Linked DNA regions of Mus musculus: all the other regions are linked to region 1. Evidence: chromatin loops called from intact Hi-C (ENCODE). Cell type or tissue: gastrocnemius. All regions are shown on one strand.

What was found. Peaks named below come from ENCODE experiments on the same cell type or tissue, not always from the same donor. Only the 100,000 strongest peaks of a DNase experiment are listed, where the experiment ranks them.
Region 2: a loop joins it to region 1, with 3 times the contacts of the local background. A loop is called at or near these places in 16 of 42 quality-filtered maps.
Region 3: it touches region 1 in a loop (3-fold over the local background); 15 of 42 quality-filtered maps call a loop at or near these places.
Region 4: a loop joins it to region 1, with 5 times the contacts of the local background. A loop is called at or near these places in 36 of 42 quality-filtered maps.
Region 5: it touches region 1 in a loop (3.0-fold over the local background); 16 of 42 quality-filtered maps call a loop at or near these places.

What each region holds. Positions count from the first base shown.
Region 1 is chr3:85,921,649-85,926,648 of GRCm38, reverse strand. No RefSeq gene overlaps it. Among named protein-coding and RNA genes, the nearest start is that of Gm26204, 16 kb to the right of the region's middle. In gastrocnemius, a CTCF peak has its summit at 2,456; DNase peaks (open chromatin) are centred at 2,473, 3,110 and 4,112; H3K4me3 peaks cover 279 bases; H3K27ac peaks cover 271 bases.
Region 2 is chr3:84,919,812-84,924,811 of GRCm38, reverse strand. All of the region lies in intron 4 of Fbxw7 (F-box and WD-40 domain protein 7), which reads right to left. Among named protein-coding and RNA genes, the nearest start is that of Gm40080, 44 kb to the right of the region's middle. In gastrocnemius, a CTCF peak has its summit at 2,607 (motif pointing left); a DNase peak (open chromatin) is centred at 2,604.
Region 3 is chr3:84,912,071-84,917,070 of GRCm38, reverse strand. All of the region lies in intron 4 of Fbxw7 (F-box and WD-40 domain protein 7), which reads right to left. It also overlaps the pseudogene Gm46808. Among named protein-coding and RNA genes, the nearest start is that of Gm40080, 36 kb to the right of the region's middle. In gastrocnemius, a CTCF peak has its summit at 2,587 (motif pointing left); no DNase peak of the experiment used is centred here.
Region 4 is chr3:85,705,288-85,710,287 of GRCm38, reverse strand. The region is part of intron 5 of Fam160a1 (family with sequence similarity 160, member A1); the gene reads left to right. Among named protein-coding and RNA genes, the nearest start is that of Gm40082, 4.9 kb to the left of the region's middle. In gastrocnemius, a CTCF peak has its summit at 2,647 (motif pointing left); a DNase peak (open chromatin) is centred at 2,633.
Region 5 is chr3:86,127,546-86,132,545 of GRCm38, reverse strand. Sh3d19 (SH3 domain protein D19) reads right to left here. Exons shown (of 22, transcript NM_001082414.3): 22 at 2,020-5,000. Among named protein-coding and RNA genes, the nearest start is that of Snord73a, 8.8 kb to the left of the region's middle. In gastrocnemius, a CTCF peak has its summit at 2,596 (motif pointing right); a DNase peak (open chromatin) is centred at 2,582.

The DNA of each region.
Region 1 (5,000 bases):
CACACACATGGGAAGGAAATATTAAAAAGATGGAGTTATTCAAGAGTTATTCATGGAGTTCTTCAAGATATATGAAAATGGATAAATTCTCCAGGAGCTCCAGGGGCTGAAACTAGAGTTTTGGAGGGAGGGGACTCCAGAGTCAGGAGCTGGAAGAAGGGGGTTCCCAGTAGCTGAAAGGCCAAGAAGCCAAGAAGTAGGACTGCATCGCCACTGGGACGGGCGAGGAAGGGATTTCCAGCAGTGGGTTGTCAGGGTGGTTCACGGAGAGGCTGGAGAGAAGGAAGCCACGATAAAGCTGCTCACTGTCGAAAGCCACCCTGTCCCAAGCAGCCCCTGTCCCAAGCAGCCTGTGGGATTTTTGTTTTAAAATTAAATGAAAAGTATAAGATATTAATAAGCTTTGAAATAAAGCATCTATGGAAATGAACATCAAAGATGCAGCGACCTGCCGGCAGAGATAGCCATGCTGTAAGGTCACGCACAGCCTCTTTGTTCTCAAAGAAACTTGGGAGACATTATTCAGACTCATCTTTGGAGCACTCTTGGGAAGATTATATCCTGGAAGAAGCCAGAGTATAATGTTTTCACCACTTTCTTGCTTGATTACATTGTCTTTGTGTAACCATTGAAACTAACGATAGGTAACTTTCCAGGAACTTGGTGACAGAAAATGAGAGATGATGATGATGGTGATGATGGATGGTGACGATGACATGACAATGATGACGACAATGATGAGGAATACCCTTTGGAAAAGCCAACACTTAACTAGCATGAAATGATTTCATGTTAGTTTTTCCTGTTGCCTTCAAAAACTCTGTGAAATATTGTATCTCCATTTTATGTATGTGGACAGTTTATAAGATCCATGCTAAAAATAGATACATTGAACAAGGCTGAAGCATTCCAAATATATGGGATTTGTGATTCATTAGCTTGAGCTCTGCCTAGAACGATGAAGGAAATTTTTATCATGGAACAAAAACAAACATCAGGATATATCAATGCCTTCCTGTGTGTGGACATAGCTAGAAAGCATATACATTTGTCAGAAATTTTTATGTTGTAAATGACAAAGCTCGAATAAAAATCACTTAGAAAAAACAATAAAAGGGAGGATAGGCTGGCTCAGGAGTGGAAAGGGCTGAGGGTAGATGGTTAGCCTTAAGGTTCAGCTATGACTGAGTCCAAGGGCAAGTTTAGCTCCATGAAAGTAAAGTCATATCTTGGATGCACGGTGCAGGACAGGAGTGGCCAGGGTTGTCCTGAGCCAGGGTAGGAAGCTCACATACCTCAAGTGACAGACTTGGGTAGGGAGCCAGCAGTTTCCATGGGAACATCAGTTGCTTTTAGAAGAAAGAATGGTTGGTAGACATCAAGCCTAGCAGATCTCTACAACCAGTCCTGCCTTCAAGGCGTGCTCCCCCTGCCTCAGAAATTCTTACTCTTAGAACTATGTCTTTATGACTTGAGCCTCAGGAGTTCTCTTCAGTACTGTAGATATTCTGAGGCAAAGGTTTGCAATGCCGGTGGTATATTAGAGTCACGTGGGTAGCCAAAAACTCTTTTGGGAATGTGGGTGTCTGAGCTCACCATCTTAAGCTCATCAATGGGCTGGCGGTACAGCATCAGTTGTAGACCGCTTTCTTAGCTTTCCTGAGGCCATGGGTCCATATGCAGTACTGAAAAAGGAAGCAAGCAAACAAAACCATCCACACTCCAAACTTTGACCCTACTGGAAGAGTTTGAAAGGAGCAGTACTTTGTGCACAGTTGAGAGCCTATCTCTCGGACCTTCCTTCTCCTCCCTTGCTCTTTCTTCTTGATGTCAGTGTCTGTGGCCATTTAGTAGTTGCCTCAGGAACACTGACAGAGCTAAGTATAACGGAACTGCATGAAGAGAATGTATTGTATCATACACCACCTTGTTCCGGGTTTCTGCACACTAGATTTCTACTGTGTCACTTTGGGACTTACTGTCTCCAAGATATGAGAAAGGATGGGTAACGTGAGGAACCTTTCCAGCCCTGTAGGGGAGGAGATCGGATTGTGGGGCAGGACTGTTTACAGTCCATGTAGCATGTGGAAGACAACCAAACCCACTGGAATCCAAAGAATGCCGAGCCTTAGGAGTTCTTGCTAGCATGTGGAAAGTCCCACAGAGAAGAATAATCTCCACTTGTTTGAGGGCTTCCTTCAATATGACTAAAGGACGGTGTGGGGGAGAGGGCGGGCGCTACAGCTGGGTAGGTTTTTGTTTGTTTTAGTTAAATGCTCAAGGCACTAAAGTAGTGTTTATTACAAGGGAAATATCACACAGACTATCAGTTTGGGCTTGTAAATTTCCAATTTGAGAGTTGAAGGAAAATGGTCACAGTTTTAAATTGGATTTAAAAAATCGGTCAGGAAAGGAATCTAAGCAGCTTTGCTGAGGCCTCCGTGCTGCAGTACCACCCATGGCCACAGGGATGCAGTGCAGCTCAGCAGACAGTAGGAACCCTGGAGAGGCGGGTTCCAGGGAATCCTCGCTAGGGCAGTAAAAACCGACCTCCTGGAACCAGGGGGAAGACATTCTTTATCCCTGCCATCCATGTCGCCCCTCAGTTCTAAGCTCTGTGGTTTATTAAACGACAGTTACTACAGGCTTATTGCACGTTCCCTTACTCCAGTGCGCAGTGGTCTTGCCTTGGGAAAAATTTCGAAGTAATAGAAATATCTAATGATGAAGGGCTGGTAAAATGACTTGCTAAATGTTCATACAAAAGAAAACAGTGCAGCTATGTAACTGTGTTCCAGACATTATTTTAAAGGCAGGGAAAATGATAAACGAGAATAAATTTTGTAAATAAATAAATAGCCCGTTATGGTGACAAATTTGTAACCCCCTGTACTCAGGGGGCTAAGTAGGGCAGGGGGATTACAAGTTAGAGACTAGCTTGTGTCTCACAATGGGACTTTATCTAAAAAAGAAAAAAAGAAGTGTGTGTGTGTGCCTGGGAATTGAGGAGGTGGCTTAGCTAGTAAAGTGCTTGCCGCTAAGCACGAGGACCTGAATTTGGAAAGCAGGGCGCTGTAACCCTAGAGCTGCAGAGGCAGACGGGAGGATCCCTGGGGTCTGCTGGTCAGCTCGCTCTAGGTTCAGCAAGACCCTGGCTCAGAAGCTAAGGTGTCAGGTAGTTAAGGTAAGTCACTCCCATGTAAACCTCCATTTCATGAATGCCCGAAAAATAGGCATATGTGTGCCCACAAATACCCACCCCCGCAGTCAAACAACGACAATAACAAAAGCAAAGTCCAGATACCCAAACGATTTGAGATTCTAGTGTTCTTAAAGTGTTTAAGAGGCACATACACATAATAAAATCTCTAATTGGTAGACTTATTGTTGAAGTCTAATTTTCCTCTTATGTTTTATAATTTTATAAAATAAGAAACAAAAGCACTTTTATAGTTAGGAGAAAATTATTGAGGAAAATAACGGAACAGATGGATATCCAGTCTTGCACGTGAAGAAGAGGACAGATCCTAGCTAGCTGAGGCTGGAGATGCTTGCTGTATTGGCCCACGTTTGCTGACTGATAGGCTGGCTCGCCCTTAATGTTAGCCAGGGATGGAGAAGCCGACTCAAAAGGCCTTGGAAAGAGCATTTCAACAAATCACTAATTAGTCGTAATTATATGTGATTATTGACTTTCTTATGGATTTAAAATTTCCCTGTAGTAAGCACACACAGTTTATTTAAAATACTTACAAATAGAAGTATATATGCAAATATTGGCTATTGAATTGTCACTTATATTTTCCTTTAGTTTAGTCTTTGCACTTATTTTCTTAGCATTGACTTTATGAAGCTATCAAGTGAGCCATCTTGCAGTGCCCTGCTCTCTAAATTTGCCTGACTATTTCTCGAGGTGCCCTTGAATACACCAGATGTATTTCCTGGAAACAGGAAATTAAGCCATAGGCAGGAAGAGATTCAGGTCACATTTTTTTTTTTTTTTTTTTTTTTTGGGCAGGCGTATGTGCTGGGAAATGCTGTGTACGTCATAATTTATGCTATTGGGAGTCATAGCAGGTTGTCCCAGTTCAGGGTCAGTCCGTGGTCACTTGGCCTCATGCCATTGGACAGAACATGCTCACAGGAGACTATGCTAGGAGAGGCTCTTCACCACCTGGTGGATAGTAAGCAGAAAGACAAACAGACACATTACTTTTGTTGTTGTTGTTTGTTTGTTTTTAGCAACAAGGTTTTTCTGTGTAGCCTTAGAAAGTCTCTTTGTTATTTTTGAGATTATAATATAATTACATCATTTCCCCCTTCTCTTTTCTTCCCTCCACCTCCCCAAATGCCCCTCCTTGCTCTTTTTTCATTAATTGTTGTCACGTGCATATTCATCTATATTCCTAAATACAACCCTCTCAGTCTGTATAATGTGACTTATATGCATGTGTTTTCAGGGCTGGGCATTTGGTGTTGGACAACTAATTGGTGTGCTCTTCCTTCCTGGGGCAGACCCTATCTCCCACTCTCAGCCTCCCTTAGATGCCTGCAGCTCTGTGTAGGGTTGAGGCCTCGTGGGCTTTTCCCTGTCCACTCTGGCCTGCCTGCTGTCTTTGTTCAGCTAACATTTACGCAGCTGGTGGGATTTGATGGGTGTAGATTCTGACATGAGAGACACAGTCTCACAGCAAAGTTCCTGCTCCTGTGGCCCTCGTAGTCTCCCCCATGACTAACATCTCAAATGAGAACTGGTACCAGGTGGTGGTATGCTTGGTCGGTTGGTGAACCAATGTTGATGGATTATTATTACAGTTCCAGCTCACTCAGGGCTCAGTCTTTGTGTGGTATGTTCTATGAGCGCTGACAAAGGATACAACAATCACATGTATGTACCCTTGTATTATCTTACTAACAAATGGCCAGACAGGTTTGATTTATCTAACAATCTGTAGTATTGATTTTTGTATATTGATCTTACATCCTAAAACCCTGCTAAT
Region 2 (5,000 bases), 1.0 Mb after region 1:
CAGAGGTGACTGAAATGTTGGATGGTAGGTGGGGATTCTCTGTGCTTAACCCCTCCAACATATCAATTAGACAACCCTTCCTAAAACGCAAAGGACTGGGCTATAACATCTACGTTTAAAGAACTTTCCATTGCTCCCTAACGCCCAAGGTAAACTTGAGAGGCAACGACTCTACCTGAAAGTATTCTCAAACTATTAGTTGCAGTGTAATCTTAAATATTTCCTTAAACGAACCACTCAGGTCGACCTCGATCCTGCAGCCAGAAATGACCTGGAACTGGTGATTCTCCTGCCTCTAACTCCCAAGTGCTAGAATTACAGGGTGAGCCACCTTGTCTGGCTTCTTCCCCCAGCCCCTCCCACTTTGGAAAGCTCAATGTTACTCTATCGTAAGTAGACTAATGAGCAGAAAAGACAGTTTGTACACAAGAATTATTCCTAGCCCGATCCGGATGTTATGTTCTTAAACCAGGTCTTTCTCTCTAATATCAAATTTGAAATGTAGCTTAAAGTGCAAACTTGCTGGCAGTATGTAGGGGAACTGGAATATGATGGAAAACACTGTAACTGCGATGGGAAGTGGTATGGCAGCTCCCCAAACACTGCCCACAGTCAAGGGGTCACTCCAAATTTCCACTTCTGGACATGGACATGGACATACACACGATTTAAAAGCAGGAACTTGACTAGAAGTACCATGAGTGTAGCAACATTATTCACAACAATCACAACATGGAAATAATCTAAGTAAGCTAAGTGCTACACACACAGAGTTGAATACTGTTTTGCCTTCAAGAAGAAAATTCCAGCCTTGACACATCATTGACAGTTGAGGCTATCATACTAAGTAAAACAAGTGCATTACAAAGAGACAGGTGTGGCATGACTCCACTTATAATCAAACACTTAAGCAGTGTGTGGGGACAGTTCAGTTCAGAGACAGAAAGCACAAGGGTGTGGAGATAAGTATGTTTAACTGCTACAGAGTTTCAGGGGAAAAAAATGGGAGAGTTCTGGAGAGGGAAGGTGGTAATTGTTATGCAATATTCTGAGTGTACTTAATGCCACTGAACATACGTGAACAAGGAAAAACATTACTTTTTATGTTATACCTGCTCAACCACAGTAACAAGTTTAAAAAGTAAATGATAGTAGAATATAACAACAGTCCTTAACACTGGGACTGGAGACTTGGCTCAGTGGACTTCAGGGCTCTTGCTGTTCAAACCTGAGGACCTGAGTATGAAGCTTTGCACACACCCACAAAAAAAGCTGGGTGTGGTCCCGTGAGTCAGTAACTGTTGTACAGGGAACTGAGACAGGAGAATCCCTGGGGATTGGTAGCCTCTACTTAGCTCCAAGAGACTGTCTTGTATCTCAAGGAAATAAGGCAAGGGGTGATTGCACAAGTCATCAGTGTCTTCCTGTCTCTGCATGGGAGTATGCAGACAGACATCCACATACATTCACATTCAGATACACACATACACTTATTTTCTTATAAAATAATTTATGAAGGACCATGATCACAGTCACATGTCACTTCTAAACAAGGACATGCTCTAAGAGATGCATGGCAGTGCATGCACAACATCATTCCCAACAAAGACCCAGGGGTAGGCCAGAGAAAAGACAGCATAAGGACACTGGAAATCTATAAATTATTATGGCCAGGGCCAGGGGCGGGGGGGTGGGGGAAGGTAATAACTGATAGTTAAGAGAAACATGTCTATGGTCCCACCAGCCTCTCCAGAAGAAATGTCACCACCTCCCAGTCTGTGTGTGTCCTTTGACACTCACTTTACTCTCTAGAGGAAGACTGATATTTTGTTCACATAATTATAACCCTCACTCATATTCTGCCCGTCTTCTTAGAATAACCTTTTTGCTAATATATCTATCCCCAGATATAAATACTATCTATTTTGCTAATAATATTATAATATAATTTTATACAGAACGAGATCTTTATTCTTAAAATAATTTATTTCAGTGATAATCTCTGAAAACAATTAGCACTTCTAATTCCTTTCAGAACTATAGGGAAGATATCATTTAAACTAAATGATATCTCTGTGCTTAAACAAAAACAAAAATGAAAGACAGCCGTATATTCTGTGAGAATATAATTTATTTTGCATAAAAAACATACCAAACAGGCCAGTTGCAATTTAATTTTTACTCAGCCCACTGATTAATTAAACAGCACAATAAACACTGTCTGTTCTCACATTTACACATAAAAGTCTCAGAGACCTGTAAAGCCGCCTTGTTTATGTGTATGTTCTGTTAAGATCCAGGTTCCCAGATAAGCCAATCTATGCGACTTTTGAAGTCTGATGTAAGCGGGGAAGAAAGACGGGATCTAAAGGAGCTGGGACAGGAAGAACTTTAAGTGAACATAAGGCTTTCTCCTTCAGTTCTTAAAGAGCTAAACAATTATTACGAAGGAAAAAGGAGCTTTCCATGTTCCCATGATTATTTGTGACAATAAAAAACACAGGAGAGAAAGTGAGCACTGTTGTATATCAGAAACTGCATTTTCAGAAGCACCAAGTGGTAGCATTCTAAACTCTTTTAAATTGGTAAGTAGCTGCCCTCAACTGGATAATATGAGCACTGCAACTCCAGCAAACCTAACACTAAATGAAGTGTCCAGCCAAGCCTTTATAAGGATAAAGATATAAAGTAGCTCTTCAGTGATGATCAGTGCAAGCTACTAACTTCCAAGTGTCTGTACTTTGTGGAACTCTTATTCTAAAGCCATGTTGTCAATCTAGAATGGAAATGTGAAAAATTTCAAACCCTTCAAATATCCAAGAAAGCCCTGATGAACGAAGCACGAGCTGGACAGTGGGTGTAGAGCCTCACAACCACGGACATTAAGCAAGAGCCTGGTTCACGTGATTAGCTACTCAAGAAAACCACACTCCATGAAGGGCATTGTGTACAGTATGCATGGCTCCTCAACTATTAGCACAGTAAGCTAGTTTCCTTACAGTGTCCAGACTAGCCTCAAATTCGAGGCCTCAAGCAGTCTTCCCTCCAAGAATCCTCTTGCCTCAGCTTCTACATGCAAAGTGACACTGCACCAGCCTTAAGAAACTGATTTTGTATAAGTTTTCACATTTTTTCCAATGGGAAAAATATTGGATCTCAGTATTATTCAGTGCTTCTGTGAACTTAAAGCCACTTTTGTTAACACCACTGTGTTCTTGGTGAAACAGAAAATTCTAGATACTTTTAATAGCACTACTGAAAGTTAAATAAGTCAGAATAACTATTCTTTTAATATAGAACATTATATATAGAATATTGTCAACCTGTGCTAAATCAATTTTCGGTCTTTCATAGCCTAGTGCCAAAGAGAAAGGACTCTTACACTATTGCCCGTTAAGAAATTTATGCATAAAAATGGAGAAACTGAAACAAACAGGGAACAGTCACAAACCAATAAACTGTCTTCTTGTATTAATAATACCTCAACTATAGAAAAAACAATTCAGCATAAAATTAAATTTTAACTATACAGTGTGGCCCCTATACCTTTAGTATTCATAAAACGAAATCAAATGGAAGAACTGTGTTTATAAACTTTAAAGTCCAGGCTAAGCAGTGGTGGCACATAGAAGACAGAAGCAGGAGGGACTGTTTGAGTTGGAGGCCAGTCTGGTCTACACACTGTATTCCAGGATAGCCAGAACTACACAGTGAGACCCTGTCTTAAAAATGAGGGAGGGTGAGCTAAGGTCCAGTCCAAAATGATTTCCAGAGAAGTTCGACACATTTAAATGCTCAGAGTACTTGTCAGGAAGTTTACAATTTCAAGTTACAGTTTCTAGGGCATCCCACCATTACTAGTGTACTAGCAATACTACAATGTATTCTTGAACTTCCTAGGTTAAGTTTCGATATCTAAGCACAAAGAACAACCCAAAAGCACTAAGCACATAAGCAGACAGTAGCTTGGATTCTGAAACAGTACCGAATGTATACGGGCATTCTACAAATAGACCTAGCAGCTACAAATTCACAAACCCACAGGGGTTGCCTAAGACCATTATAAATTTACATTATGTTCTGTAACAGTAGTAAAATGATAGTTGTGAAGTAGCAACAGGAATAATTTTATGATTACCACAGTACAACTATATTAAACTATAGTTAAAGGAACTATTTTAAAGGGTCCCAGCATTAGTAAAGTTGGGAACCACCGCTCTAGGCTAAATTATCCAAAGCTGACAGGCAACTGCACAGCACATAGATTATCAGGTGAATTTTAAATTCTAGGGTCAGTGCCACCATGAAACAAGGAACTTTAGGCTGGCTGCTTATCCCACACTTCAGATTCCCTAAAGAGAAGGATGGGACAGAAGACTGACGGTGAAAACTTTACAGTCTGGAGTGTATACTGTAGCTTTCTTAGTCTCATGTGCGTGTCTGGACTATCGATTTGTGAGCCTTCTTTATCACGAGTTAGTAAAGTTAGCTTTACAAAACATATCCAAGGGCCAGCAACATGGTTTAATGAAAAAAAAAAAAAAAAAAAGGTGCTTGTTGCCAAGCCTGACGACCTGGGTTTGATCCCTAAGACTCAGATGGTAGCAAAGAACCAACTCTTAAAGGTTGTCCTATGACCTTCATGTATATGTCCCTCCCCCTCATAAATAAATAGATAAATAAGTAAATAAATGTGATTTATAGAAACTTTAAAATAGAATACATCTAAACAAAACTCACTGTTTCAATCCAGTAGTGTATATTCTACACGTTTCTTTTTGTTTGGTTTTCATTTTTTTTTCTTTTTTGTTTCGAGACAGGGTTTCTCTGTGTAGCCCTGGCTGTCCTGGAACTCACTTTGTAGACCAGGCTGGGCTCCAACTCAGAAATCTGCCTGCCTCTGCCTCCCAAGTGCTGGGATTAAAGGGGTGCGCCACCACTGCCCAGCATGGATACTCTTTCAAAACAGGCAATCGTGGCAATGTGTTAGGTAGTGTAGT
Region 3 (5,000 bases), 1.0 Mb after region 1:
CTGGCTACCTTTCAGGCTTCAATAAACACTCTCAGTGATACTATGTGACAGGTACTACCAGCATCCTTAATATCATCAAAGAGTTAACAGTTTGGTCTTGACTAGCTATCTAACTGTAAAGTTCAGTGTTTCCTTAATGCACTTATTATACATCCAAGGGTACAATCTGCTAAGGTACTCATGAAACCCAGTAAGAGAGAAAGACATGCAGAGAGAACAGACACAGAATATTTGGTCTTCATTGAGAGGGCTGTGTACACTGTCCTCAGTTTTATGGCACCACTCTATGGACAACCAGTGTGCTACGAATGTTAGGACAGCTCCCTTAAATGCATACTCCAGCTCTAGAGTTTGGCTAAGTAGTTCTGAGGTAGACTTGGCCGACCTACATTCCTAATTAGCACTCCAGATGTTTGAGGTGGTGTAGGGTCACACTCTGAAGAATACTGGGATTCAACTTCAGGAATGCCCAGCCTGGGGATGGTGAGATGGCTCAGTGGGTAAGAGCACTCACTGACTGTTCTTCCAGAGGTCCTGAGTTCAAATCCCAGCAACCACATGGTGAATCACAACCACCAGTAATGAGGTCTGATGCCCTCTTCTGGTATGTCTGAAGTAAGCTACGGTGTACTTACATATAATAATAAATAAATCTTTAAAATAATAATAATAATAATAATAATAATAATAATAATAATAATAATAAAAGAATTGCCTTGGTCATGGTGTCTGGTCACAGCAGTAAAAAACCCTAAGACAGAAATGCCCGGCCTACGTGCTATTACCAGCTTGCCCCAACTCACTGTAGATCGTTCCTTTCGTCCTCTCTGGCCTCAGCCTCACTTCTACTGCATTATTCCCATTGCGCTGGTTCTCACATATACTCCATTTTACCATGCTACTCCGAAATACAGACCACCTCAGATTCCTTGTGCAAGCTGGGATACATCCTTTAAATGGGATCCCATGCGGGCTGGAGAGATGGCTTAGTGGTTAAGAGCACTGATTGTCCTTCTAGAGGACCTGGGCTCAATTCCCAACACACACATGATGCCTCATGATAAGCAACAATTCCAGTTTCAGGAAATATGACACTGACTTCTGGCCTCTTCAGGCACTAGGCACACATGTGGTCCATAGGCAAAACACTCACACACAAAAGAATAAAAACAAGGATAATCATGTCGATAAAGAAATTAGATCACCTGGCAGTTTAACATCTGAAAATAATCTAATTGAAAATGAAAACAGACCATATAATACAGTTGTGGCACTCAATGCTATGTTTCTATCCAACTGCTATTAATCCTATTTGTTGGATGAAAACTGCTTTGATTTTGCAATGAGTGAGAACAGCTACTTTTCTCTGTGTATGATGTAAATGAAGGTGGCGCTCTGGAAAACAGAGCCATAGAAAGGCTTTACGGGATACCGATCCCTCTTCTCGTTTGGATTGCGTTATTAGCCATTTAAGAATTTAACTTTCACCAACATAATAGATGAGGTAACTAATTTCATTCCTGGAGCAAAAGGTGTTTAGTCACTTAAGCTCTGCTCACATGACTCTGCCAGAACTAAGCATGTGTGTATTCTGCAGAAGAACAGCAGCGGTACAGAGCAGTGAGTGTGTGGTGAGAGCACACCAGCCGTAACCACACCACGAGACACCACTGTTTATCCATATCGACTCTAACAACCATGTATGGTCAGGGACTAACCTGCCCAGAAAATTTAAATTGTCAACCTAAAAGTGGCTTAATAATGACAGCTCAGGTGCAGAGGCTCAGGGATGTGGTGGTTTACCCTTGGCAGTCTCAGAGTCCAACCCATCCCTTCCCCACGTTCACAGTGTAGCTAAGGCACGCCCACTGTGTTCACCATCCTTGACCAGTTCTTAAAAACAGCATGAACACTGACTAGTGAGAATGTCCTACGTCCCCCAGAATACAAAAATTAAGAATGAGAAGCATTCTATCAAATAAACAGAGGCAAGAAGTTGACAATTTCAGCACGATTCTGATCAGACTCTGAACTTTCACAAGTAGTCATCCATATTCCAAAAGTCTAAACAAACTGTTCCTGTTCCTCTTCACACAGTCACTCTACTTTGTTAGGGCCTAAACATTATGGTTCAACCCCACTACCAAACTAAGAAAAGTCAAGAAAATTAACTGGTCAAGCATTCTTTACTTCAAGATGACGAGGCGTCCTCAGCCTACTGTAGTGCTAACGCCAGGGACCTGCTCTTTTTGCACATATGCTGAGGAAGCCCAGGGCAATCACTGGTCATGGGAGGTCTGCTGACTGAAGATTATATGCTAATTCTTAAGGACTTTTCAAAATGTACTCATCCTTGAGGAGAGAGTGAGTTTATACACATGTACAAGATGCACTGAATATTTTTGTTACTATGTGTCAAAATAAGAAATATGCTAGTTTCTTGACTTAAAAAATACAAAAATATTATATGTCAATATAAACAACTTCCCTTAATACTTATTCCAAATTGGAGCAAGAAATAATAGGCAGACACTAAGATATTTAAATACATGAAAACAGCACCATTAACAAGGTACTATATGGCCCTCTAGTGTTCAATGAAGAAACTTTAATGATTACATGTTTCACTGCAAAAATCACTTTCTCCAACTTACTAAGGACACTGCTAAATCTATTAATTGTAGACGTCTTTAAAACTGAACATTCTTATCTCTTTTGTAGGTTTTCATTATTGCACTGTCTTTTGAGTTACTATCCATATGCTGAAAATATAATAAAGGAATTCTAAAGTTCTAAACACGGGAAGGCAGATAAAGGAATTCTAAAGTTCTAAACACGGGAAGGCAGAGCAGAAGCAAAAATGCTCAACACTGTTCCAAACAAAATCCCAGCAGTTACTCTGCAGACACTAACAAATGCTCCAACATTTAAATGTTACGGTAGAGACTTCAAAGGGCCCATATAATACTGAACAACCTGGAAAGATTGACACTAACCTATCCTGAAGTCTTTTCACAAAGTTACAGCCATCAAGAGAGCAATTGGGGAACAGATAGCGCAACAGGACTGAGGACCCAGAAATGGACCAACATAAATGCAGTCAACAGATCTTTGACAGAGATACAAAGAAAATATAATAGAGAAAAGTTAGTCTCCTGTAGATGGTACCACGGCACCTGAACCTCTACATCAGCATCAACATCATCACTCAGAGACCTTACACTCTTTTCAAAAATTATCTTAAAGCAGACTGCAAACACGCAAGAAAAAAACCTAAGCAGATAACCTTGACTGTAGTTACAACATGAAAGGCATTGTCTATGAATGAAGTAATAGAGAAGATGCACATCATTAAAATTAAGCAGGTTCTCTGAAATACACTATGACTAGAATAAGAAGACACACCACAAACAAGCCAAAAATACTTGTAAAATATTAACAAATAACTTTTATTTTTAAAAAATCCATAAAACTCTTGAAAAACAACATTGCTAAGAAAACAGTCTAGCCCCAGTCACTGAGCCGCCGCCAAGGACTCAGCTGCCTCCCCCTCGAGCCCCCTCGCTTCCCGACGCTCCGCCCCCCCCCCCCCCCCCGCCCCGCCACCCGCCTTCTCCCGCAGGCCATTTCCACTGAGGAAAAGGAATCGTACTGTATGTCTGCTATCCAGAACCTCCACTCTTTCGACCCCTTTGCTGATGCAAGTAAGTAAGGGTGATGACCTGCATCCTGCTGGCTCTGAGGATTATATCCATATAAGAACTCAACAGAGAAAGGGCAGGAAGACCCTTACCACTGTCCAAGGGATCGCTGATGATTACGATAAAAAGAAACTAGTGAAGGTGTTTAAGAAGAAATTTGCCTGCAATGGTACTGTAATTGAGCATCCAGAATATGGAGAAGTAATTCAGCTACAGGGTGACCAGCGCAAGAACATGTGCCAGGTCCTGATAGAGACTGGGCTGGCTAAGGACGATCAGCTGAAGGCTCATGGGTTTTAAGTGCTTGTGGCTCTCTGAAGCTTAAGCGAGGATTTCCTTGCAATGAGTAGAATTTCCCTTCTGTCCCTTGTCACAAGTTTAAAAACCTCACAGCTTGTATAATGTAATCATTTGGGGTCTGCTTTTAACTTGGACTAGTGTAACTCCTTCATGCAATAAACTGAAAAGAGCCAGAAAAAAGGAAAGGAAAAAGGAAAGGAAAAAGGAAAGGAAAAAGGAAAGGAAAAAGGAAAGGAAAAAGGAAAGGAAAAAGGAAAGGAAAAGGAAAAGGAAAAGGGAAAGGAAAAGGAAAAGGGAAAGGAAAAGGGAAAGGAAAAGGGAAAGGAAAAAGGAAAGGAAAAAGGAAAGGAAAAAGGAAAGAAAAAAGGAAAGGAAAAAGGAAAAAGGAAAAGGAAAAGGAAAGGGAAAAGGAAAAGGAAAAGGAAAAAGAAAAGGAAAAGGAAAAGGAAAAGGAAAAAGAAAAGAAAAGAAAAGAAAAGAGAACAGTCTGAAGATGCACATATGCATGTACCCGACTGGAGACGTGCACATGCCCACAGTGGACAGCAACACAGCCCAAGCAGCCCAAGCCAATAGCCCTGAGGATGCCAAGCCCCAGGAAGAACAGAGCAGTCGCTGACAGTGAGAAGAACGCAAAAACAGCACAGGCAAGAGAAGACACCCTGGCAAATAGGTTTCCTTTTCGAAAGGAAATATACAACTACACTACTCCTTGTCTGCAGCTCACGGTTGCCGAAGTCTAGGAAACCAAAATATTCCCCATTAGGTGGATGGATAGATAAACAGACAACAAAATATTATTCAACAGTAAAAAGTGAACTTTCAGGCCATGAAAATACACTAAAGAAACTTAATGGTACTAAAAAGGCAAGCTAAGAGGACTACAAACTATATGATTCCAATTATATGGCACTTGAGAAATAGGAATGTTGTGGAAATAGTGAAGAGACTGGTGAGCCTGGGGTTGGGTGGATGGAGACTGAATAGGCTGATCTTGAG
Region 4 (5,000 bases), 220 kb after region 1:
ATGAATGACATCATCCAAGGATGACAGTGGTAGTAGTCACTGATGTCACATGTATCACAGAATACAATAGGGTTTGACCCTTCCACCACAGACCCGTTCCCACCAGACTGTGGTGGTGCTGAGGGGAGGGTGTAGCCTCCCCTCCCCCAGCCTGAAACTTGCCTGCTCAGGTTCCACTGTTTACATTGGGATGGAGCTTGCCTCTCAATGTTCTGCCATGCCCACTGCTGGAGCCTGCTGCTTTGCTGTTCCGGAGCCATACACGTGGTCACCCTGCTACTGGACTCCAGGATTATTTGGCGGGAATTGGGCCCCCTTCCCCTCCTTCATAACTGCGTGTCGGAATAGTAAAATTGAGCTTTGATCAGAATGACTGTCTTAGCTACATCTTCCTCTCGCACCGCCTAGCCCCTCTTCTCTTCCAGGTTTCCAAGATGCCTTTCCAGAGTAGAACCCAGACATGTGATCCGTTGGCCGGACACAACAGGAGGGGAAATGTGTGCTTCTCTAATGTGACGTCATAATAAAAGGCACTGGGCAGACTTCAGTTGTCACGATCACTGCTCTTTTCCCCATCTGAGTTTTCAGGCGATCGTGTGCAAAGATGATGCACACAGATGTCCAGACCCACATCCATACACAGGCTTCCCGTTAGCAATATATAGAAAAACTTAACAGTCCATTCTGTATCCTCCATTAACACTCATGAGCCAGCTGTGAAACATATAGAAATGATTAATGTTTATCAGGGAAGCCTCTGGGAATATGGAAATGATGGTAATAGAAGCTATTGGAACATTTGCTTCTTTTCCAAAATAAGAAAATCTTGTAATTAATAGCTAAGGTCTTGTTGCTGAGTTTCCAGACTAATTAAGTACCATATTGTTGAGTATCTTTTAGTCACAACAGTTCTATCTAAGGCCCATGCCACATCCTCAGCTGAGACAGGTATATTACTCAGGGACTGGAAGCTGGAAGCTTTCCACTCATCTTTATGTTTACCAAGTGATGGTGAACTAATTCAATTATTGTCATTTGTGACCATAGGATCAATGGTAGTGTCAGCGTGGATGAACTTTGTAGTGTCTTAGAGGCATCCTTGTCCCTATAATGCTTTGTCTAATGACGAGCTTAACATGAATAAATAAAACTGTCCAAAACAAATAGAATTAAGATAAGAGAGTAAAGAGGCAGGCAAATTTGTTTATACAGGTGATTGGAATTCAATGTGAGATGATAACTCTTTCATTGTGCAAATCCAAAAGGAAGCCAGATTTAAGACAGGCATTTCTTTAGCAATGTAAGGGAAGATACAAATTTTATAGAGAGAAGGAAAAAGATTATTTGCAGTATTACTGAAGAAGCAGTGATGTTGAAGAATTGTGCTTGGAACATGTTCTCTACATGTAGAAATGGATTTGTTGAAGGTGAACCTTACTGCCCTGGGTTTGAAGTGACTGTAAAATACCAAGTTGAAGGCAGTGGGCAGCATGTGGTTGCCATGGCTGTTTGTCAGGACATAAACGATCTGAGTGAAGCCTGTGATATTTACATTTATGTCAAATGCTTTAATGTAACTGTAGATTATATAAATCGTAGCTCTCTAATCCACAAACCCCGAATGCTGTGAATCCACAGGCTGAATTTTGGATGAGTGATTCTCAATGTACAGTAGGTTTAACTGCTCAGATTCTTTCTGGTTATGAGAACCCAGGAGGTTAGGACTCTGGAGTCCAGTAGATTTCCATTTCCTAGAGGAACAGTGTGGCACAACTCCTGTTTATCGCTTGTTATCTCATCATTTGGCTACGTGGTTGCCCAGTGCTGGGTGCCTAGGTATTCTGGGAGTATTTTGTAGTAAATGAATTAGTAATACCTCAGTTTTCAAACTTATTACAGAGTCCTCAACAAATTGTTGAGGTAGGAGGATTGCAAGTTCAAGGCTAGCCTGGGCCACAGAGTGAATTTGAAGCCAGCTTGGACAGCATAGTGAGGCCCTGTTACAAAGCAATAAGTAAACAGTGTGCAGGGGCTATAACTCAGCAGTAGAGCTTGCTGAGTATGTGTGATGCATGGCTTTCACTCTCAGTACTACAAAACAGAAAAACAACTTGTATGGACTTCATGACTCATCCTTGTGCTTAAAGTCTCATCAGATCTGATGAATTAAATTGGACAATAAATTAAAAATAGAAACGTATCATATTATGAACACTTGCAGAATTTGGTAGTGGACATAATTCTATAGATTCTATGTTCCTTATTTCTCAATCAAAGGCGTTGAAGACCCGAGAAGTGAGTTGACTTGGCCATGTTTACACAGATATTACTGACCAATCTGAACCAAACTCAACTTCCCAGTGCTATCTGTCTTCTTGTATTAGCTTTATTTCATTTTATTTTTTAAGCAGATCTTAGATCCATGAGTCCTTCTATGACATAGGTTTAACTTCTGAGTTCCCATAGCAGAATTTAGAAAAATCCTTCCTTCCTTTTGCTAAGCACGATAGATGTCTTTGGACAACAGATCCTTTTCTTATCCGGCTCTGGCAAGATGTAGGGAGTTGCTTGGGGACACCAATATGATTTTTAAAAGTCCCTTTCTCTAAAAGGAGGGTTTGCGCCACCTAGTGGCCCGAAGAAGAGGCTCTTGGGGTGAAGGTGTCGGTGGCCCTCCCCTAAAGAGAAGAAAAGAATACTGTTTTAGTTCATGAATCTCTACCCTCCCCTTTATTTGTGTCCTGGAAGTGGCACTCATAGCCAGGATGCCCATTGGGTCACTTTGTCCTGACAGTGCCCAGCACTGCCATGCTGTGTGGTAGGGAAGCGGCGAGGCTGGAGGAACTGAGGCAGCCCCATATGCTATGCGCTGCCACTCTCCTCTCTGGAGATTTTCAGTCATTGATTCAACACTTTGATAATGGACCTTCTCAGCATTGTTGGGAATCAATTAAGTATTGTTCTTCCCAGGAATCCCATGGCTCTTTTGGACAATTGCTCTGGGTTGTACAGTATTCTAATTTTCGGAAGCTTCCAAATTGTGCCTTTTATTGTCCTTCAGTTGAGATAGTCTTTTCACGACCTCAGGGGAGGAGTTGTTTGAGTGGCTGGTGGTAGGAGACAGTCTCCATCTACAGAACAGCTTGAAGTCGGGATGGCCAGCACAGGGCCAGGTTTCTCAGCACTGACTTTCCCTGTGATTGGGGGTGCCTTTCAGCCTCTTGCATTGGAGTTTTCCTTGAAAAGAATGTTTGGTCATCGTTATAGTAAGAGTTACAGCTCAGCCAAATTCAGATTTCTAAAGCTCTCCATTCACCTACCAGGAGAAGTATCTTCACTGTATGGCAGTGTGTGAGAGGTGTTAGGAACTTGAAGGTCAGACCATGTGGCATTATAGTGGTGTAGGTGACAATTAGAATCCTGAGGACAGTGGCCTAGCAGGGATGCTCTCCCAGCAGAAGGTTAGTCTCACAGACAGGCAAAGTTAACTGGGGCAGGATGGGTCCTAAGCGAGGTGTCTTTCAGGAGATTCAAAGATAAATTGAGACTGAGAGCCACCGCTGAGTTATTACCCAGGTGTTTAGGGTGAAAGCCTGGGCTCCGGTAGCCCCAACAAGTTAATCTCAGTCCCCTGTCCCCAGTGTGCTAATTAAGGAGAGCAAGTTTGAATGGCTACATTGGGTGGGGGGCGGGGGGAGTGTTCACTGTCCCCAGGTTAGGGTGTCAGCATGAGGTTTAGGTTTAAATAGAAGGCAAGCACTTAACAAAGTGGAGTCACATTGGTTGAGATATGGTCCCCCATCTTTGGTCTCTGCTTCCTGTCGATTCTGTTCTGATATCCTACAATACTTTGTTAGGTTGCTAAGCTGTTAATGCTGAGGTGCAGCCTTGCTTCCTAGTTAATCAGCCTCCTCTGGCCTGTCCTTGGAAGCTGTGTTCTTCCTGGAGTTTAAAATAATACAAGAGGAAAGTTAAGGACAATTACCTATCTCTGTGATGTCCACTGAAGTACAGACATGAATTGATGCCAGGCTCTCATCCATGGGACAAAGTGAGGAGTCAGTGTCTGCTGCCAAAATCAGGTTCTAAGTGCCAGTTTCAGTATGGTGGCCTTGAAAATGGGTTCTGAATCTTTGGAGACCAAATGAAGTCTGGTGGCCTCTTAGGCTTTTAAATCATGTATACATTGGAGATCCCTCTCAGAGGACTGAAAGCAGGGCTGTACTGCTGTGAGCATGCTACTTTTGAATAGGGGATTCCAAGTTTACTTCCATAAGAGGTGCTTTTGGAGTAGACACTGAGTCTGATCTAGGTCTGAGGGATGAGTATGAGGGCCAAAGATGTCTGTCTGTGAGTGGGAGTGGAGTGTGTTGCTAATGTTGTCCTCATCTGAGAGTGTTCAGTTGATACTGTTGATCTGTTCCAGTGACTACAGGGATGTAGGTGTTTTACAAAAAAGCATTTGTTCATTCTATTGGTTTAATACTGAATCTCACCGTTACCTATGGATTCTAAAGGAAGTATCTCCAACCAGTTCTTGGAAGAAGTGTCTGGAGTAGGGACCTGGAATGATGCTTGGAGCTGTTTTCTTGGCCTAAGAGGGAAAAATACTAATCCGAGTTGGCTAGAGGGAGCCCACGGAATGGTGAGAGGGTGGGGGAGGCACGAGTCCTTTGGAGTGCAGTAACACACACCTTTCTCACAGAGGATCTTGTCCACCAACCTGGTTCAAGCAGTTGATACAGAGGCTCAGGTCTGATGGATCTCAGAAGAATGCCTTTAATGTTGCCCTGTAATGTTCTCGAGTAATAAAAAGAACATGGAACACTGGCTTGAATCTGCTCTCTTCCATTTCTTGTGTATTTTGGGGGGCAATATTTTGAGTCTCAGTTTTCCTATTAATTATCTTTAAGGACCAAGGAGAATTAGCCCCAATAATGTGTGTCAAGTACCTAACACAATGTTGACAAAGAGCTAGGACTCTGTGAACAGTTGTCATT
Region 5 (5,000 bases), 210 kb before region 1:
TTCTACCAGCACATTTGCTCTGCATACAACCAGGATTTAAAAATCCTGTCAACATTTCCATACATCCACAGAGAAAGCAGTACTGTCTTTGTGATGCTGAACTGGAGGGTTAAATGCAACGAATCCTTTGAGAAATGATGACTCTGGTTTTCAGCTATGCGTGGCAAACAGCATGGTAGGCTGCAGGAATCTTCAAGTCATGACTTGTACTGGCAAGTTTTGTGTGTCAACTTGACACAGGCTGGAGTTATCGAAGAGAAAATAGCTTCAGTTGGGGAAGTGCCTCCAAGAGATCTAGCTGTAGGGCATTTTCTCAATTGGTGATCAAGAGGGGGAGGGCCCATTGTGGGTGGTGCCATCCCTGGGCTGGTAGTCTTGGAAGGAAGCCAGTAAGTAACATCCCTCCATGGCCTCTGCATCAGCTCCTGCCTCCTGACCTGCTTGAGTTCCTGCCTGCCTGCCTTTGATGATGAACAGCAGTATGGAAGGTGAAAGCTGAATAAATCCTTTCCTCACTAACTTGCTTCTTGGTCATGATGTTTTGCAGGAATAGAAACCCTGACTGAGACAACTATTAAGAAAAGACTTCTCCATGATCGGAAGAATAAGTGTAGATTGATTTGTTTGTGATTTCATGTAGGCTTTGAATTATGTATCAAAGGCTAGCCCTGAACTCCAGATCCTCTTTGCTTCTACCTACCAAGTGCTAGGATTATAGGATATGCCACTGTGTCTTGACTCATAGTTATTTTGATATGAGGTATCATTATGTTGTCCAAATTGGCTTTAGATTCAAGTTTAACCCACTTGGGCTGAGGTGACCTTGACGTCCCACCTCCACAAGCAGCTGAGAACAGGTGTGTCTCATCAGCCCTAGCTTGTTCTCTTCTCTCCCCCCACCCCCAACCCCAACCCCTCTCAATGGCTTTTTTGAGACAGGATTTCTGTGTAACAGTCCAGGCTATCCTGGAACTCCTTTTGTGGACCAGGCTGGCCTCTAACTCTCAGAGATCCACCTGCTTCTGCCTCTGGAGTGCTGGGATTAGAGGCATGGTCACCACACCTGGGCTTTTTGTTTATTTTGCTTGTTTGTTTTCCTAAAAAATGTGTAAAGAAGAAATAGCGGATAATTTAGATTGTTGGTCAGCCAGATGTGGCACACAACTCGTCCAGCACTTGAGGAGCCCCAGCAGGGTGATGGCTAGTGAGTTCAGCCTGGGATACACAGGGAGACCCTGTTACAACAGCAAACGATTGTTGGCTAATTTTTGAGAAGTAGACAACTAATACTTCTGATTTCTGATTTTGAACCATTAGTTCTGAAAACAGTGTCAGTGAATCCCTACCTAACTTGCAAAGATAAAGGCAAACAATATGCAATTGTTTAAAATCATCTGGGTTGGAGATGGCTTGTTGTTATATAGCCTTAAAACATTACAGACCTGAAGTTATAGGCAATCACCAAAAGAGAACTCCCCATTAGTGGATGAGCTCACAGTCTGAATTTCTGGAACCCTCCTCTGGGGATTGCATATCGGTTATTCACATTACAATTCATATCAGTAGCAAAATTACAGTTATGAGGTAGCAATAATGGTCGGAGGTCACTATATCATAAGGGACTGTATCAAAGGGTCACAGCATCAGGAAGGTTGGGAACCATTGTCCTACTGTCTCATGTAGCCCAGCCTAGCTGTGAAAGCTTCACTAAGCCGGAGAATGGCTGTGATCCTGATCTGTCTGTCTCTGCCTTCCAAATGCTGGGATTATGTACACACCACCAACCTGGCTAGTACTTCTCCATCTGAAAGAACATTTCAGAGGCCGGGGAAATGGCTCAGCGGTTAAGAGCATATGTTCTTGTAGAGGACTTGAGGTCAATTCCTAGCATCTATCTGGTGGGTCATAACCATGTGTAACTCCAGTTCAGATGAGCCGGCACTTTCTTACACACACACACACACACACACACACACACACACACACACACACACATATATGCAGGCAAAACACAAAATATTTTTTTAAAACATTCAGAGCTTTAATTTGTTCTTTGCAATCACTGCCCACCCTTCCTCCTTCCCTTCTTGTTTTGCAAGAAGATGGAATCAGACTCCTTAGTGCTGGGATTACAGGAATACCTGTGGGATTCTTTCTAATGAGTTGTGTGAGCCTTCAACTTCTATAGGCTAAGAAAATACCAAAACATTTAAAGATTTATTTTATTTTACTCATATCTTTGTGTTAGTGTGCACCTGTATGCAGGTGCCCATGCAGTCTGGGAGAGGACTTCAGTCCTCTGTAGCCAGAGCTGCTGGCAATTGTGAGCTGTCTGCCATGGGTGTCAGAAACTGAACCCTGGGTCCCCTGGAAGAACAGGATGCGCTCTTAAAGTCTGTCTCTCCAGCCACACGAGCAATTTTAGCAGCTAACGAGAAACATCATTTCAGCATAATAAATGACTGGTCGTCTGCAGAGCTAGGCTGTTTTTAGGGCTCTGCAGTGACCTTACAAGTCTTGGCTCCTTGTTGAGCTTTGTAGCCCCACACTTTAGAAAAAGAAAAGCTTGTAATGAAAGGAGAGGCCCCTAGATGGCGGCAGAGTTCCGAGTGAGGCTATGGATTCTGTTCCACACAGTGAAGTAAAAAGTAAGGTAGCAATGATTTCCCATTAGTTCTGGAAAAGAGAAATCAGCTTCTGAATTCATTCAGTGACATTCAAATTGGCATCGAATCATGAATTTTATGGCCTATGTGCATCTGACATTAATTAAAAGGAAACAATGTTCATACCAAAGCTAAAATAGTCTAACTTGATCCATATATTCATTGCTGTATTCTCAGGGTCGTGTACCTAAATTTAAGAAACTGAATACAAACAATGGTGGTTTTTAGGGATACTGACTTACAGTCCTATAATTATCTTTTTAAAATGCCAGTTCTGATGATATATTTTGGTAAATACACTTAATATTCTCTCTTCTAAATGACACAGGCTGATTCCAAGAGCAGTGAAAGAATTACATTCTTCCTACAGCAATGTATTGCAGGCACCTGAGGAAACCTTATCTTTGAAGGCTCAAAGGATAATATATTAAAAATGGCTTCTCCAGTTTTAACCTAAAAACAAAAAGCAAACCCCAAACCTGAGTATTTCAGGAGGTTTGTATGGTGTATGGTTTGGGTATGAAGGTGGCCCCAGAAAACTCATGTATGCAGGGTTTTGCCCTCTATCTACAGGCATTACTGAGATGGGATCAGGTCATGGTCAGATGAACTAATCCTGGATGGGTGGAAGCCACGGTGGATGACCTGGTGGCTGAGTGGGATATTAGGGGCCAGAGGAAGGCTATTTGAGGTGTTTCTCTGAGGAGTACGCCTTGTGCCTGGCTCTCTTTTCTCTCTCTTCCTGTTCTCTACTTTTTCTTCCTTTTCTGCCTCTTTTCTCTTTCACAGATTCTATATGGTGAAAAACTCCCCAATGTGATTGCACCAGGCCCAAGGTGATGGAGGCAGGTGACCATGGATTGAAAACAGGCCCAAATTTTCTCCTTTAAGTTGTTTATAATTAAGAATTTTGTCACAGCGATGAAAAGCTGACTGACAAAGATGAACAATATCAAGCTTTTACCTAAAAGTTTTGGAAACAAACACAATAACCCATTTCCATTTATCTCATAAAATTTTCTTCACAATTATTTTTCTTTGAACACTGTTGAGTTCTGCCATGACCTCAATCAATATATATAATAAGAAAGTACCATGAGAACCACACAGCTACACTTTCCTTTCTAGTAGTTGGGAGAGAAATACATAGCAAGAAAACAGCATGGAAGAGTGAGATGGAAAAAAAAAAAAAAGAAAGAAAAGGAAATTTGTTTCAATATATATCTGCATCAACAAATAGCAACGGTATTGAGTAAACTCAATGGCCCGTGAAAGCCATCCGTCTGTCTACCAAACCCACCTAGCAAATAACCACTCCACCCACCCGTGCAAAGGACTGGAGATACAGGGTTAAGACAGGTACCATCTACATATATTCTGAACAATGCAGTGTAGTCTGAGATGAGGAATCGAAAAGCTGAGTTCAGTTTATTATGGTGTCAAGTAGATACACAACTATCGCACTTATCCTGCTTACAGAGAGCCAATGTTTAAGAGGGATTTTTTTTTCTTCAATAAAGATAGGTTGCTCAGAATCTTCACTATTAAATGTTGAAATCTCACAGGCAAAGACACACTTCATACCCCTCTCCACACCCCTGCCCCCTTCTTGCTCTTGTATGGCTTGCTGCCAATGAGAATTTAGTCTGAATAACACTCAAGTCATCCCATTCTCGTAAAACTAACATGGGTGAGAACCTACAACGATGTTCCTTAAATACTCTTAACCGAAAACATACAATAGAAACCCCAGACCCTAAATGCCAAAATCAAGTGCAATCATATGCCAAGGATAGGAACTTTAGTAGAAAACAAAGTAAATATTCCCTTATAGAAGCAACACGTTCAGGAAACCGCTGGCCGCCCAGGTTTTGGATAACGGGGAAGACTACAAAGAAGTGGTCCAGCATATGGAACTCTTCTTGAAAACAGAAGAAAGCCACGGACCCTGCTGGAGAGCGCTTTCCATCTCCAGTGAAATGTTAACCCACTGGCCCATTAGATTGTCTTCAAAGTATTTGGCTTTAGTTTGTAAACTGTAATTGATTCAGTCACACAAGAGCCACTTTTGAAACTCAGAACATGTGAGCCTGGATGACAGGAAAGTGGCCTTGTATTTACTCCACTAACTGCAGAGATGTGTTGCATGGGACGGGGGGCACTGCACCAGCCTTCAGTCCTCTTAAGTTATGTTAACATCTGATTATATTGAGGAGAAATGAGCTATGGGGGCTTGGTACTGTTCTTCATCTTACCATTTGCTCTGTAATCTAAGATACTATCCAAGCTTCATAATGTACCACTATAACAAGAGACAGCTTTTATGTATTACTG